Regions from separate parts of the Homo sapiens genome. Here region 2 is linked to region 1. A link is a loop called in an ENCODE intact Hi-C map of the cell type or tissue named here. Cell type or tissue: A673. All regions are shown on one strand. Links, peaks and the distances in the headings refer to the core of each region. The heading gives the core; the rest is flanking DNA.

Region 1 (2,921 bases), core at 217-2,716:
GCTCAGAAAGAATGTCATTTAAAAGAATACTCCTCCTCTTCTTGGTTGTTTTCAGAACTATGTAGATGGACTAAAAATAATGTCAAAATTATTACCCTTGGAAAGTGGGGGTAGTAGCACATGGATGATGCAAACCAATTATTAATGACAATCCAACATGACATCGTGATACAAACAGGGAACAACATGTCCTTCTGTTGAATGCTTCAGAAACTATTTATGATCCGTATTTTAAAAGCAATTCTAAAATAAATGCTATAAGTCCATCATGGCCAAATCTGCAAAGGCCTGAAAGAAATTGGGGCATGTATAACCAAATCAAGATGTGCACAAATAAGAAAACTCAAACAAGTGAAATTCCACCGATAACTGAGAGAGCAGCTGACAATCTCAGATGCCTCATCGTTGTTGTTGCCAGAAGTGCCCCCTCAAGAACGAAATGGGGTGCACTGGGAGATGGGGCAAGGATGACAAAAACTTTGCAGATAAAAAGCATCAACGATGATGAACAATTGCCAGACACTCCCAGCAAATCTGTCTTAAATCACCACCATTCTTAATGTGTTTTATTGTGGCTAAATAGAAGAAATGAGCCCAACCTCTCCTCCTGAGAGTTTTTACGAATTGTGGAGCCCATTCAAGCTGCCATCAGAGTTGGGCAGTGAGACCTGAGGAGGTCGTGTGCTTATTTGTATTCGTGCACTCAGAATTCTGTTAGAACTCTGGGCATTGCTAGTATACATTTGAAGTTTTCTGGCCCCTTACAAGCTATTTTGGAACATGGTTTCAAAACAGGAAAACCAATTTGCACCTACACTAGAGCCATTGAGCTGGTGCCAGAGAAGCCCTGTGGGTTGGCCGAGCACCACTGCAACACAAGGAAAATGAGGAAGGGGCTCTAAACCCAGGAATCACAATTTTCCTTATATAGAAAGTAGAGTTGGCTCTAGCTACCTTTCAGGGTTGTCATGAGGCAGTCACTCTCTAAAGAAAATCCGAGGCCAGGCGCAGCGGCTCTCACCTGTAATCGCAGCACTTTGGGATGCCGAGGCAGGTGGATGGCCTGAGCTCAGAGTTTAAGACTAGCCTGGGCAACATGGTGAAAACCCATCTCTACCAAAAATACAAAAAATTAGAGAGGCATGGTGGTGCACACCTGTGGTACCAGCTGCTTTGGAGGCTGAGGCAGGAGAATCACTTGAGCCCGAGAGGTAGAGGTTGTGGGGGGCCAAGATAGTGCCACTCAAACCTGGGTGACAGTGAGACCCTGAAGAAAGAAAGAGAGAGAGAGAGAGAGAGAGAGGAAGGAAGGAGGGAGGGAGGGAGGGAGGGAGGGAAAGAAGGAAAGAAGGAAGGAAGGAAGGAAGGAAGGAAGGAAGGAAGGAAGGAAGGAAGGAAGGAAGGAAGGAAAAAGGAAATCTGAGCTTATCTTCTTCCCTTTTGCCCAAAAGGAGCCAAGAAATTTTCCCCGGTGGGGAAAGGTTAAGCCTCATAACCTGATGTCATCAGAAGCATTCAAATAATATTTTTAAAAGAATCTTCTAATAAACTATCTCTGGAAAAAATAAAATAAAATGATAAGGATGATTGTCTTTGAGGAGAAAAGCTCGGTGGTTGTGGGCAGCAGACTGAAGGGAAATGGACTCACTGTGTATGTTTTAATATTGGGTATCATGTGTCTTTCAACCTAGTCAAACATTAAATAAATAAAATGTAATTTTCTAACGTAGCCTTCAAAATCCATCATTTTGTGTGTTCTGCTTTATTATAGGGTTAATAGTGACTTAGAGCTTTGCTCTGCTCCTTAGACATTATTCAACATAAAAGGCATCCCATATGAAGATTAGAAGATCATAGGTTCCTACTTAAAAGAAGGAAGCAAGCTCAACAATTATTACAATTTCTCTTAATAGAAAAGAAACATGGAATGTGTTAGTGAAATCTTGACATTTTATAATTAGTCCATTATATCCTAATTTTTAAAAATGTAATGAATGAACTTTCCCACCCCTCTTCTCCAACCAGCTTTGTTTTCTCTAATCAGCTGCCTTGTCTCTTCTACAATGAAAGCACGCCCATACACCTCCTCACCTTTCCTCACGCCCATACACCTCCTCACCTTTCCTCACCACCAAACACTTACTTGCAACAGAAGAAAGAAAAGATCAGTGTCAGAGGGCAGAGAATAAAAAGGTACAGTCTTCTAATTTCTTTTATTTGGAAAACAGAAATAAAAATTACTATACAGGTTGCCAATCATGTTGTCTTTCAAACTTTAATTTCCCTAAAGGGAAAGAGTTTTAATTTTCTTTAGCATCTTAAACATTGTCAAGTCTACCTAGGTTTAAAAACAAATATTGTTTGACAATAATGCCATTTTTCCTTTCTGTCACTGAGGAGCAACATTATGTAACAACGATTCCATGGCCAAGCAAAACTCTCACTGATATTTCATTCAACTTTCACACTGCCAAGGGGTCACTGGTCTCACCATCACTACAGACACCCTACTCCAGTCCTGTTTAGAACAAAACGTTCTTAGAACACATTCTAAACACATTCCCATACCTCTCACCTGCTTATTGAAAAATCTCCTTCAGGGGAAATGACATTCCTCAACTTTTCCTTTTTTTCACCTTTGGTATATTTACTTACCCATGTCTTAGTCAGTCTATGAATACTCTGGAAACTTGAGAAGACCTCTTCAGGAAGATAATGAGAAGGAACAGATTTTTAGGAAAACATTCCTATGTTTTAGGGAAATGAAGATGATTTGTTAAGGCAAATTTCTGTACTTATGGTGCCTAGGTCTCTATACTGGAAGTCGGTATAAGGCAGGGAGCTTTGTGAAGGAAATCTCTTAATTCTAGCAATAAGGGCTGCTTTGAGTTAATTGTGTTAAGGAAGTAGTGTTTTAGTGA
Region 2 (2,921 bases), core at 288-2,787, 350 kb before region 1:
TGCCTGTGTGTGTGTTTAAGGAAACAGTAGATTTCCCTGTACTCTGGTTGGGGTGGGGAAAGAGCTTGCCAACATGGGAGGCTGCCCATGGGGCTCACAGCTTCCTGCCAACTGCAAGGCTCTAGGAGTCTCTATAGCCTCATCAGTGAGGCTAAACAGAAAGAATATATCAAGTTGTCAGATTCAACAAATGTTGTTTTTCCTCCACTGCTGAGGACCATAGTCATCATTTAAACGATGAGATCACTAATTTGAGAATAGAATTTCCAGCCTCTGGTAAAATGGACATAATATTGGACAGGCAACATTTAAATTTCAAATAGGTAAAATGACAATCATAGCTATAGCATTCTAACACGAGCTAAAGTTCAATTTTGTAATAATTAATGACTACATAAATGACAGTAATGATAACAAAAAGGTACATGAGTATGCTATCGTCAAATAAATGTTTAAATAGGCAACTGCTTTTTCTGGAAAATTATGATCCTGAAGTTTGTTCCAAACAATACCAGCAAGGCCTTTTTAGGAAAAAGTTCATCTCCAAAAACAGTCTAGTAGCAGGTTGAGAATTTGAACAGCAGCAAAGGAATCATAAACATTTTCTTGCCAGATGTACTGCCCAGATGTAAGGACACTCAATGTTTCAGCAAGCAAGGAAAGGCAGAGAGAACCAGGAGAGCTGGAAAACAATACACAAGTTAACCATTTGTTTTAATAACTACTTAAATACAAAAAATATTTATCATTTATTATATAGTTAACAAAAATAACTTTTTTCTTTTTCCTTCTTTTTTCCCTCAGTTTTCTCCTCTCTCTCTCTCTCTCTCTTCACCTCCCCTCCATCCCCCTCTGGTCATTTCCTCTCCCTTAAGGGGCCCCTTGAATTGCTTACAAACTCTGAAGTTTCCTCATGTTTCCACACTTTGAAGTGTCCCCTTCCCCCACTCTATCTCCATTCTGCAAAATCTATTCTTCAAAAAGAGAAATAACTTTTTCCAAAGAAAAGTACATCCTGAGAGAACTACAGTTGATCAAGTCATTCACATTACTAAATAAGCTAACCACAGTTTTTTTTAATGAGCAAATTATCATACTATTTAGAGCTATTTGGATGCACACAGATATTTACTATTATATTATAGTTATCTACATATAGAAAAAAAAAACTATAAGAAAGAGAGTTCAGGCTGGGCACAGTGGCTCATGCCTGTTATTCCAGGTACTTTGAGAGGCTGAGGCGGGTGGATCACTTTGAGCTCAGGAGTTCAAGACCAGCCTGGGCAATGCAGAGAAACCCTGGCTCTACAAAAAATACAAAAATTAGCTGGGCATTGGTGGCTCGAGCTTGTAGTCCCGGCTACACTGGAGGCCGAAGCTGGAAAATTGCTTGAGCCCAGGACGGGGAGGTTGCACTGAGCTGAGATAAGGTCACCTGCACTCCAGCCTGGGCAACAGAGTGAGAACGTGTCTCAAAAAAACAGAAAGAAAGAGAGAGAGAGAAGGAAGGAAGGAAGGAAGGAAGGAAGGAAGGAAGGAAGGAAGGAAGGAAGGAAAGAGTTCAGTAAACATGTCAGTATCTAAAGATTTTTCAAATAAAGTGTTTATACATTACATTCTGGCATACTACATAGATTCATGTTATATATTTGACTTTGGCAATAATTATTTTAATCCTTTTTATAAAGATACCACAACCTATATTAAGTTGTAACTTTGATATCTGAATTGGCACATGATTAAATGTTGTGATGTCCCTGCAAATGTTCCAGGAGGAAAAGTCACTCTCAATACAACACTACCTTGGCGTGTCCACTTAGCACACAGAAAGTGCCCCTGAGGGTAAATCTTCTATTCAGAAGTATGGTCCCAGGACCTTGACCCATCCACACATTCAGAGTGTAGTTTTTCCACAGAATGGTGTATAAACTCCATCCCAATTTATTCAAATGCTATGAGAAATATAACTTCTAAAGGGACCAGCTCATTCTCTTTGTAGAAGGGAATCAGAAAGAGAGTTCAAAAGATGAAGAGAATGTCTAATGGGACAGCCTGAGGTGGCTTATCAAGGTTGGGTTTATAATTGGGGCTGGACAGGCCAGTTTCCCAGACCAGATACTCACTCTCCTGGAGAGGGCTAGAATAGGCACCACTATGAACAGCCTTCTTCTGTTTCTTCATAACTGACCAATATTCTGCTCATTATATTTTTCTTTAAATATAATTTAAAATAGTCAAAATTGATGACTTTTAAAATAGTCAAAATTGATGCTCTGGCTATAATTTTTGTTTGTGTGTTTGTTTTTTGAGATGGAGTCTCGCTCTGTCCCCCAGGCTGGAGTGCAGTGGTGTGATCTCGGCTCACTGCAAGCTCCGCCTCCTGGGTTCATGCCATTCTCCTGCCTCAGCCTCCTGAGTAGCTGGGACTGCAGGCGCCTGCCACAACTCCTGGCCAATTTTTTGTATTTTTAGTAGAGACGGGGTTTCACCATGTTAGCCAGGATGGTCTTGATCTCCTGACCTCGTGATCCACCCGCCTCGGCCTCCCAAAGTGCTGGGATTACAGGCGTTAGCCACCGCGCCTGGCCTGCTCTGGCTATAATTTTATACTTTTAACATGATTTTTTACTTCTTTGCTCTAATATACTAATCTGTTGATGTCAGTGTTTTACTCTAAGGTGATGGCATAAGGAGATTTCTATTATAAATACAAATATAAGAAATGTTTTTACCTATTGATAACCTGAAATGTAACCATGGAAATTTTTGTATAAACATACCAAAAGTGATGCATTTAGAAGCTACTGCCTGTAGCTTCTAGTGCCAGACACACTATTGGTCCCACCATATGCCACTTGTATGAGCATTGGTCAAATTGTTCAATCTCTTATAGCCTCAATTTGATCATATATAAAGTGATA

What was found. Hi-C counts contacts between places; a loop is a spot of excess contacts. Peaks named below come from ENCODE experiments on the same cell type or tissue, not always from the same donor. Only the 100,000 strongest peaks of a DNase experiment are listed, where the experiment ranks them.
Region 2: it touches region 1 in a loop (14-fold over the local background); 3 of 110 quality-filtered maps call a loop at or near these places.

The regions. Positions count from the first base shown.
Region 1 is chr6:139,522,745-139,525,665 of GRCh38, reverse strand. It overlaps LOC105378023 (a long non-coding RNA gene), which reads right to left and starts at 843. Exons shown (of 3, transcript XR_943067.2): 1 at 1-843. In A673, for the core only: no CTCF peak of the experiment used is centred there; a DNase peak (open chromatin) is centred at 1,465; H3K27ac peaks cover 2,374 bases.
Region 2 is chr6:139,870,007-139,872,927 of GRCh38, reverse strand. No RefSeq gene overlaps it. Among named protein-coding and RNA genes, the nearest start is that of FILNC1, 100 kb to the right of the region's middle. In A673, for the core only: no CTCF peak of the experiment used is centred there; DNase peaks (open chromatin) are centred at 887 and 1,427; H3K27ac peaks cover 2,500 bases.